2 separate regions of the Mus musculus genome follow, and region 2 is linked to region 1. The links are chromatin contacts, found by Hi-C in ENCODE. All regions are on one chromosome and are shown on one strand. The core of a region is the stretch at or near the end of the contact, and the rest is flanking DNA. Distances in the headings are between cores, read along the strand shown.

Region 1 (5,573 bases), core at 1,371-3,870:
CAGGCATGTATCAGGGATGCCCCTACATAGAGGCCTAGAGATGTCATTTTGTGAAGTTGTGAAGGGAAAGTCGTGATTGCCTTGGAGACCCCAAAATGTTGGAGATGCTAGAGTCATGGGATGTCTTCTGAGGAAAGCTGCTAACAGGAAATGAAACCAGCCCAAAAGAAAGAAGTATGTTATAGTGAACAAAGATGAAAGACGTTGGAAATCTGAAGAGTGCTTTGACATCAGATATAAAGATGCAGTTTGGAATTTGCCCTGTTTTCTGTCTTGCTTGGTCCAGTATTTCTTCACTATGTTCACTTTTCCTCCCTTTTGGAACAAAAATGTATATCCTGTGCCACTGTATGTTGGAAGTATGTGATCTGCTTCTTTTATTTTGATTTCACAGGTGGTTGCAGTTAAGAGACTGCATGAATACTGGAAGAGACTTGGAACTTTGAACACTTAAACAATTGAGACTATTATAGACTATGGGGACTTTTGAAGTTGGACTAAATGCCTTTTACATTATAATATATCTACAAGCCTCCAGGGGGCAGGAATTATAATGTGGTGGTATGGATAAAAAAAATAATAACCCCCATAGGTTCATAGGGAGCAGCAGGACTATTAGGAGGCGAGGCCTTGTTAGAGGAGGTGTGGCTTTGTTATAGGAAGTATGTCACTAGAGTGGACTTTAAGATCGCAGATGCTCAATCCAGTCCACTTCCTGCTGATCTGGACATAGAACCCTCACCTCCTTCTCCAGCACCATCTACATGCAGCCATGTTTCCTACCATGAAGATAATGAATTACACATCTGAAACTGTAAGCCAGCCCCAATTAAATGTTTTCCTGTATAAGAGTCGCAGTGGTTATGGTGTCTCTTAACTAAGACAGGGGGATGCTCACACAAGAACATTAGAATGATTTTAAGTCCAGCACAGTAAACGCCTGTCTCTGTAGGTGCAGGGGCTCATCAGAGCCACCATCAGACTCACTAAACATAAAAAAGGAAATTAGAGCACTGGAATATTTTAGCTGACACCACACTGGGCTGCCTTTTCAAATCCATGCTAACCTACAAATGGTTTCATATCTGTTTCTGCAAGATTGTATCCTCAGCACATACTTCAAATTGTATCAAGAACTTTTTACCTTATAGATATTTTGACAGTAGCATACGTTGAATCATCCATTCACAGACCATAATTAACAGAAGCTGCCAAGGTGCCTGGATATGACCTTTCCCCTTTCCTGACAGCTCCTAAAGAAGTCAATTTTGGGTGAAGGCACTGATTCTGGAGTCCAGTGTGAGTGTTTTCAATATACCCCAAAAAGCACTGACCAACCTTCTACACTCTCTAGAGCTCACAGTGAGGCTAACATCCTCATAGGCATGCTCATTCAGAGCAGATTTTCTGAGATAAGCACAGCTTGACTTTGGACCAAGCTGCATGTTTAAAAGGCCCTGGCACTACTAAGAACTCAAAGAAGAGCAATAGTGGTAGAGGTAGCCCTGTCCCTTACACTGTGAAAAGTGCACCTTGAGAAGGCCACATAACTGTAGCTAGGAACAATACTGGTCACCAGAACAAACGGGGTCATAGCATTTCTATAACTGTCTGCAAGAGGATACAGTCCCAGGCAGTAATGCCTGAAACTAAGTGATAGGTTGACTCATTCTAGTCCTCAGCAGGCCCCACCCCAGGGTAAGAGCAAGGCAGAGTGGGGATGGTACAGACAACTCTTTCTAGGCCTACCCAAGAAATTTTCATTTTCCATGTCTACCTTGAAACTTGAACAAATCTCAGACCCTTGGTTAATTGGGGAAAAATGGAACACATGGGGTCTCCAGGTAGCTTACCCCTCACCCAAGCTCCTGACTGTCTTCAAGTGTGAACCGAGAACGGTCTGACTCTTACAGGCATAGTCTTGGTGGAAAACCCTCCAACTAAAGTTCTCTTGCCAGCCATATCACTCTCAAAGAACTCTCCTGTCCCTTTCTGAAGGCACTGGCATCCTCAATGAGCTAAAGGGATGTAGACAGACAAGGAAAGCAAGTTCGTTGAGATGACCACTACCTTTTTCCAGAAGACATTACACATTGCACATAGACAGGATGGGAAAGAAGTAGGGCTTGCTGAGAAATCAGGACCGTGGACTCTCAGTAGGGTGTCTCCGGGGAACATATCTATACCCCACTTAATTCCTCCTGATGGAAGCACCACCTTTCAGGTTAGGGGTGATCCTCAGATACTCAGAGCAAGTGCATGCACCTCATGCCTCCACATCCCCAGGGCTATCATCAGCCCAGCAAGTGTAGCTGGCAGGACCCATAGGGAAAAGGGGAAATGGGCAGACCCTATAAAAATGCCCAAGCCAGTTTCCATCCATTTAGCTGACTTCCAGACTTAGGTCTTCTCCATTCCAAAGCTGCCTTTATCTTGATCATCCATCCTTCCAAGTTACTCAGTTCTTTGTTTATGCTAGGGAACAATCTCATCCATCCCCCACATAACAGCCAGCATCCCTGTTAAGTCAGTGTTCCAGGTCTATCTACCCACGGATCCTCTCTTCAGGCTGAGAGCAGACAAGGCTGCCTGGTGTAGGGATAGGACCCTCTTCTCTGCAAACCTTTGGAACAGAAATAGTCTCACAGGCTCACCTCACTTCAAATATCCTTCTTCTCTGATTGAAGATTCTCTTTCTAAATGCAGAGGGTATATCTGGTTTGTGTTATGTAAGCAGACTCACAGCAGCTTGCTGAGAAATCAGGACCGTGGACTCTCAGTAGGGTGTCTCCGGGGAACTATATCTATACCCCACTTGATTCCTCCTGATGGAAGCACCTAGGGGTGATCCTCAGATACTCAGGACATGCACATGTACCTCATGCCTCCATATCCCCAGGGCTATCATCAGCCCAGCAAATGTAGCTGGCAGATGGGCCCCTTAGCCGTGCCCACTGAAGTCATGTAGCACTGTATATGTACACAGGATGGACAGAAATTAATGAGTGAGGGGTCAGCAAAAGAACAAATAGGAGAAGCTCAAACACTGGTCAAGACTTACACCAATGCCTCTGGGCTGAGACTCCCCAAGTCCTACCACAAAATACAGAATCTGTAGAGTGGGCAAGTATATACCTCTCCTTCTCTTCAATGGGTGAATTTTCAGCTGAATCAGCTGAAAGCTGAATCAGCCAGCTTTAGGGGCTGAGAAGGAATGGCGGGTTCCAGACACCATTGGCAACAAGTGTTAGTGTACCAGGGAGGTGCTCATGTGCCTTCTGTGCAGTATACACAAGAGGCATCTCAGCTTCCACACTCACTACACTTCAGAAACAGCACTAAAGGAGAAGAAAATAGAAATCCTCTACCTTCTACCTGTGCCCTTTCTGTGGTAGCCCAAAGGCATAGGTGTAGCCTTGACCTTAAGACAGTTCCAATGCCATTGGGCATGGAGGCAGCCTATATCTCCCAGCAGCAAATGTGTATATTCATTCTCAGGGTGGGTTAGCCTGCCTGGGGCTCAGAGAAGAAAGGCAGTGGTGGGTAGCAAGTCGATAATATGAGCTCTGATGATAACCTCTTGAAGAGCCCTTGAAGAGTCCACCCAGTGTCTAGTGACAGACAGGGCTCAAACAATTGGGCAGAACAGCCCATGAGGGCATGCCACAAATTGTACTGGACAGGCCTGGGTCTCAGATGGGATGCTGTTAATGGAAGAGTGAAGAACACAATTGCCCCAGTTCCATTCTGTTAGCACAGCGTGGGTGAGAACCTGAGGCAGCTGGAACAAAAGCCTGTGGTGTTTGTGGTGACAAGCCCAGGCATAGACCTGATTAAGTCTCCCTGAGGGCTTTACTAAGAGCCAGGTACTTCAACTGGCTGAGGCCCAGGTTTTATAGGTAGGAACTACAACCCCCACTACCAGTTCATTTGACATATACTTATTGCTCAAACAATTTAAATACTAAAAACAGATCAAATGGATGAAAAATGTACAACTAAGGGTCTCCTCATTTCCACTCAAACCCCTTGGCAAGTGCATCCTGAACTGCAGCAGATTCATGGACAGAAAGAGCCACTATGGGGACAGGGTATTCTCTTATCTCTTTGGGACTAAAATGAGCTCAGACCCCAGTTACTACCACATGATTCATCTCTTGGACTCCACAGTAAGGAGCCTCTGGGCATGTGGGGTGGCTATAGTTACCATGGCTTCAGTGGGCCACTCTGGTCCTTATGGCATCTGCCTCCCACTCTCATCCAAGCAAAAACTCAACCAAGGTGTGCCACATAAAGAAGATGAGAAACCAGAAGGCACTCAGAGAATGCCTCCCAGTGGCCAAAGCCAGCTGGGAATGGAGGCTGGGATCCACACATCCTGGGATAGTGTCTATCCTAAAGTGGCACTTGTCAAAAAGAACCCCCAAAAGCTGAGGTTAATGACTGAGAGCAGCTCTTAGTGAGAGGACTGAAGGATGGCTTGAAAGGCAGCCTGGCACAAGTGGCCCTAGTATGGACACAGCTGCAAGGCACAATAATAGCCAGGGCCGGACAAAGGGTCTGCCTCTTTAAAAGATTGAATCCATGACAGCTTAATAACGCCAAGGGCACTGTGACACCAGGGAAAGATGTGGTTCACATATGCTGGATTGAAAACCTGTCACTCATTGGCTGGACAAAAAGAAAGCAAGATCATATTGCTCTGAAGAGTGGCAGCATCATTTAAAGGTCGCCATTAATAAGATGCTGGGAAATCTGCCCTGCAGACCAATTGGGCCAGCTCAGCTGATGCCTGTCCCCTGCTTCTGCCTCTGGTATTTTCCACAGCTTAGCTGCTAAAGGGCAGAAGGGCAATGACTAGGCTCACCTCCAAACCTAACCATCATGATGTATTCATTACCTATTGCCCCACTGCCACCCAACCCTCAGGAAGTTATTCAACTTAAGAGGTCCTTGTGGCATTGTAAAGTTTACTTAATTGGGAAAATGTTCCCAGACAAAGAATGATTACCCGAAGTGGGTTGCAGGATCAGCAGCTTAGCAATGGTTACTGACTCCATGGAGGTTCAGGAGGCCAGTGAGGACATCAACCTTAGGAATATAGAACACCCACCCTCCTCCCCAGGAGCCATAGGCAAGAGAAAGCAGTATCAAGGTGTTAATGGCAGTTGAGACAAGTCCTTCCCCTGAGCTTGCCAGGATTCTGTATGAGAGCTGTAGAACTCATGAACCCCTTCTCCACTGACAGGAGAGTACCCAAGAGTTTGAAAGCAGAGCACCCAGGTGCCAGTCCTGGATGCTAGTCAGAACTGATTGACACATTAGTCTGCGACATCGTGACTCTCTTTTTCTTCTGCAGTCTTTTGTCCTTCTGTGATTTAAGGAGGCCACGTTTGACTTTTTAAATGAGTATAAATTGTATGTGGGTTTTGGCACTCGAGGCTGAGTGTAACCCGATGGCAATGAAAAGATCCAGTATCTCCACCTGGGTGGTCTTCATCTTTCTCATTTCTAGATATATCTGCGCTTTAGAATCTGTGCCCAGAGTGCCTGTCAGGAATCTTTGGCTATCT
Region 2 (5,573 bases), core at 880-3,379, 150 kb before region 1:
AGGAGTCAGGACACTGCTCCTCACAGGCCTCCAGTCCAAGTCACCATCCATATGTTAATTCCTTATCTACTAATTTCAGAGGTTCATTTACCATGCCTCCTCCTTCCAGAGGCACCTGGAGCTGGGACCCATCTCTCTGCCTAGCAAGGGTTGACCAAGTTGTATCCAGTGATGCTCTGCCCTCCCAACGGTGTATAACAGCCAGCTCCACACTTAGCGTCCTTTGTATTGTTATTCAAGACAACACCAGCCTTTCATCCAGTCTGCTTCCTTTAGACAACATTAGAAATGTGGGTGGCATTCCACACCATAGCACCTGCATGCCTGGTCCATCCGACAACAGCTGTTCTTAAATGCATCTGTATTGAACATGTACAGACTTCCTCTTGTAATTTCATAAGCTATACAGAATTAGGCCATTTGCAGAGTATTTGCATTGCATTTGGTATAACTAAACACACAGGATGACAAGAAGGTTCTATGAAAATGGCAGTGTCTTGTGCCAGGGGTTTGAGTATCTAAGGATCTTGGTCCCCTTGAGGTCTAGGAGTCGGCTCTACTTAAATGTCACATGATACTCATCTACTTATGGAAGACAAGGACACAAAAAGAGAAACATAAATTGGGACTGCTGGGTAAAAATCATCATGATATAGTGACTGTTGATGTGGTTTATGAGATCCAAAAGCCACTTGGCTAAATCAAAGATCATGGCAGAAACAGACAAAGGGACCCAAGTATGAACAGCAAACACAGATATTTTTGTGCTGTGTAGGTGGAAGCCACATAGAACTGCATGCTGTCAGCACAGATCTCTGTGAGTGGAGGCTTGGTGGGGTTTCTACTCATTCCCCCAGTAAACCTTCCCCTTGCTGCCCTCTTGGTTCAGCAGAGATAGACATCACCTTCTTCAGCTTCTTCACTCCTCTTTTCCAGGGATAGCTCTTAAGGAAGCTTCCCTACCAGCTGACACAATGGTGGCTTGAAGGGAAATTAGCTTTCCCCCACTGCCCTGACGCAATTCTCACTTCTTGGATTTCTGTTCTGAAAATCCTCAATATCCCAACAATAAACAAGGTCAGAGTTAGCTATAAGCATGTATATTATTATTAGTTTTTAAATATAATCGTTATACAGAAATTTTAAATGTTTAGTAAGTAATTTCTACCGATGGAAGAGACTCAGAAGCAAAAGGAGAAAAAAAAATCTCTAATTCTACCAAAGTTACCTACGTTCAAGGCTGGGTCCAACACACAAAGCTACGTTATAACCTATTCTTCTTAATTAATACATGAGAATGTCCCATTTTAATAAAAATTGATTCAAAAGCATAAAGAAAAATCCTTGAACATTTACAGACCTCTTTCCCACTGCTTGGCCAATACCAAGTGCTTCTTTTCAGACATGCTTCTCCCAAGCAAAAAAATAAAAATAAAAAATCGCCTCACCCATATCTGCCACAGTTCTCTGATTTGCTGACATCCTTTGGTTTCTAGAATTTTAAATGCCTGTATTTGCTTTGTTAGGGCACAGCAGGCATCAGGAAGGAGATGCCACAGAAGATATCAGTAATGATGAGCGAAGGCAAGAGGTAGCAGCAGGTGGTTAGCATGCACTATGGCCTAGTCCTCCTGTGCCAGGCTGTGAGGGAATGAAGGCCTATAGCTGAACGTGCCCAGGTTGTACATTTTGTAACAGCCCAGAAAGACTATCAGAACTGTAACTAACAAAGTGAATGTTAGTGGGCCAGAATCCACCAACCTCGGCTCTGGGCACTCGGATCTGTCCCTGTCAGATCTTGAAAGGTGTAGAGAAATGGAGGGAAGTTACCATAGCTCTCTCACAGACTCATTTTTCACTCTTCTTGCCAAGGGGCCCCTACATAGGGAAGGTTTCCCATACAGCAGCACCCATTGCCTTCAGCGTAGAGCATCGGGAACAGACTGTGAACAAAGTGGCCTCTTTCCTGCGGTCCTGTTTTCCCACGCTCTGAGCTCACGGCATCCTTAAGGTCTTCTGTGACTAGACTCTGGTTTCCTTTTCAGAAGGAATCAGACAGAACCTCCTGCTTTCATTCCATCAGTTTCTGTGAGATTCCTTGAATGGAGGACATGAAGTCCTTGAAGCTTGTGGCTGTGAAGGTGGATTCCGGCTTTGAATAGCACAGCCAAGCATATGGTGCTGCCCTTAAACTACACAGGGCAGGTTAGAAGAGTCGTTTACTGCTCAGTCAGGAACCCAACATACTTCCTGGAGTTCCAGGCTGGGTACCAGTTGGGCTATGTGCAGAAACATGGGGGGGGGGGGGGGAAGATTCACAGCCATAACGTCAGCAGCCTTGATCCTCGGAGCAGTGATGCTGGCACAGCCTGCCACCTCCTTTTCCACTGTAGGAAAAGGATCGCATGCAGCAACAGGCCCAGATATAGACATGGTCTCCTAATGAGCTTCTGTGAAAAATCATTCTGGGACTTTGTTCTAGTGCCTTACGACTGATAAACAGAAGTCTATTGCATCAAACATACTGGGCTATACACAGGGGCCACGAACCAGAACCGTAGCTGTTACACTATTTGTAAACTGTCAAACAACTTAGAAAAGACAGCTACAGAGTTGCCTTCCACTGCCCATCTTGAGCTGCTAACCACCAGAAAATCACCAACTCCTCCTCTGACTCCTGGGTAAAGGGGCCCTGGGACTGGAACACCCAGCCTCTGTGTGTCCACAAGTTAGAACATGCTTTGGCTCCAATTGCGAGATGCTTCCTCACCTCTGTTCCACCTCAGAGAACATATCTACAAGTGTCAGAAGGAGCTAGAGCTCAGAAAGTTCACTTCCTTCTGCCTGTGTGTGACCCAGACCTCACAGCTGTGGCATCTCAGCTGACTGGTCCATACAGGCAAACCACACTTTTCAGTTGATTCTGAGAAGCTCCATGAAGAGATCAGCAATCCTCCCCCCAACTCCTGCCCCCACCCCAAAGCATCCCACTTGATATTCCCATTCCACAGTGATCCGTAGTTTAAGGGTTTTCAGTGAAAGGTATGCATCTGAATTCTTTGTGTGCTTGTATGTTCATGTGTGTGCATGTGCATATATGTCTGTGGGGTATATGTGTAATGTGTGGAGGTCAGATGATAACCTTGGGTGTTAGTTCTCAGATACTGTCCCCCCGTATAGTACAACTTAAAAAGTTACAGATTTTGCATTTAAAAGCAACCCAGAACTTACAAATCAAAGATTTCTTAAAGCATGGGGTCGGTCCACAACGTCCCATGGACTCTGGCAGTGTCTTAGTGTTCACCACACTTAGAATCAGGCTTCCTTCTCAGAGTGGATCAGCAGAGGGTTGTGGTGCCAAGTGCCAAGGAAAATTTGGCCCATGTTCCCACGTCTCAGTCATAGGGGGAGGCACGATTTAAAAAAATGCAGCTCTGTTCTGAGGAGGTCCTGGCTGATTATCTAACTTATTGGACCCTTATTAGGGAACCCCACAGGACAGGCAGGTAGATGCCAGCTCCGTAGCTAGTTCCTAGACAACCAGACAGAATGGTAACACTACTAACCATATTCTCACCTGCCCTGTGGTACCAGGTATATTTAGTATCTAAACCCATCCTCACTGTTCAAAACACTGCAGCTAGAGGTACTCACCAGCATGCTGTACTAGGATGGTTTCTATTCTCAGAGGCACTGTACATCTGATCCTACCCACACCCTACCTCTCCCCACAGCCTACCTGGAACACATGGGGTTGACAGGTGTCTCATCTGTCTAGAGGTCTATGGGAACAAATGACATTTCTTAAAGGAGATAAAGCCCTACTACACAGACACATGTGAATACTAGGAGCCTCAAGCAGCTACACACACACATTTCCTGCTCAGTGGATCAGCTAAATATTGGCAGTGAGGGTTAGAAGCAGATATAAAATATTGAACAAAAACTAAAATACTTAAAAGGATCTGCCTCGTGGAGGGCAGCTTTGTGTAGTAATTGACACGGGATCAGAAACCTGGCCCTGGGAAGGAGCAGGCCAGATCAGCCATGGGATTAGCTCACACAGCAGACGTTCAGGCCTGAGTGGGATTTGCCCCTCTCTTCAGGTCCCATTGTCTGGGTCTTATTTTTGTACTCTGTTCTCTTTGTGATGGAGGTAGCAGCTGTGACTGGCAGGTAATGGGAGGCTCAAGGATGCCGCATTTGAACAAGGCAGTTTTCTTTCAGTTCCATTTGCCAAGCTCCTCCACGCTGACCCATCTTGGCTGCAGATAGCAATTTAGATGGAAGCTAGGCTGCAGGGCAGGAGGAGGTCGGCAGGCTCTGTGTGTTTATTATTACTTAGATTTCATGGTTTCATGTGGTGTAAGTGTCTATTTAGGGAACAGTGCAGAATTGGTCTCCCTGCTACTGAGCTATTTCCCTAGACATAAATTTATAAGTAAAATGCCAGAGACAATGAAACCTGTGTGCCCATGAAATCTGTGAGATGACAGCCTACCCTGGTTGGCATGGTTCCTTTGAGAGGCTGGTATGCAATGTAAGATGACATCCAGATGTATCAGCTGACAGACAGGAGCTTAATTCCTTAGCTGGATACCAACAAAACTTGAGGTGAAGCCCGGCAGAACTAAGTCTGATAGACTTTGGATAGTCTGTCCAAAGGCTGTAGACTCTCCCATGACTCATTGCAGGTTAATATCATTTTATCATTATCTGGGTGATTTGCATGCATAAACCTAGGTGATTCCTCATTCCCACAATTCTTACAAAGTTAAACAGGTTTTTAGAGACAGAATCGGGTCTCTGTATCATGATCAAATGGGACTGGGACCTGTACCGTGGCTGGGACACCCACAGCCAGAGATCATAGAACCTTATTGCTGTACTTTTCAAATCTGCTCATGAAGAGTCTGCCAGAGACTTCAGGTCTTTCTGACCTATACCACAGATGGTAGACAGGGCACAGTGGTAGTTGGCACATGGGTATTATCCACTAGGCTTCCAAGGTGGCCCCTGTCCATCAGGTCAAAGATCCCTAATTAGTACTTGGGGAGCTCTAGATAGATCCAAGCTCCCAGGTCAAAGCTACACCCATGTACAATGGTGAAAGATGACCCACATGGCTGCCACTGTAGGATGCATGATTTCTCCCTTCTCATTGCCTTTCTCATCCGAAACTACCCATTCCATCCCAAAATTTTCTGCAGTAAATTGGTTGGGTACCACAGGTTTGGTGCTAGCTCAGCCTTCTGGGGTCAGTCGTTGAACCCAGCCTACTTTTCTGGTCTAACTTTCTCTGATCCCTCTCTTTGAAAACCTCTAGGACAGAATTCACTCTAATTCCCAATTGGAAACCTCCACCCTGTTGGCTTACAGGCCACACCTCCCAACATGGAGCATGAAGCCCACCTCTGCATGTGCAGTGCCCTCCGGGGATATAAATCCTCATCTGGACCCGATGGCCCTCTTAGCCAGGTGCTGCTTGCCCGTGGAGCCCTTAGCAACCTTGAGCTCAAAGCACAGTGGGAAAGAAAACCTACTTATTTACTGCTAAAGAGTCCAGGATCTCT

The links. Hi-C counts contacts between places; a loop is a spot of excess contacts on that map.
Region 2: a map of regulatory T cell shows a loop between it and region 1 (2.1-fold over the local background). The contact joins two enhancer-like sites. A Hi-C loop is called at or near these places in 2 of 37 maps with a recorded cell type or tissue (T-helper 17 cell and regulatory T cell).

Annotation. Positions count from the first base shown.
Region 1 is chr12:116,777,590-116,783,162 of GRCm38, reverse strand. All of the region lies in intron 3 of Ptprn2 (protein tyrosine phosphatase, receptor type, N polypeptide 2), which reads right to left. Among named protein-coding and RNA genes, the nearest start is that of Gm31336, 23 kb to the right of the region's middle. Within about 2 kb of position 2,620, at least 1 of the 3 ENCODE cell types and tissues checked has a DNase peak (open chromatin) inside an H3K27ac peak, as active enhancers do.
Region 2 is chr12:116,925,844-116,931,416 of GRCm38, reverse strand. The region is part of intron 11 of Ptprn2 (protein tyrosine phosphatase, receptor type, N polypeptide 2); the gene reads right to left. Among named protein-coding and RNA genes, the nearest start is that of Gm31336, 170 kb to the right of the region's middle. Within about 2 kb of position 2,129, at least 1 of the 3 ENCODE cell types and tissues checked has a DNase peak (open chromatin) inside an H3K27ac peak, as active enhancers do.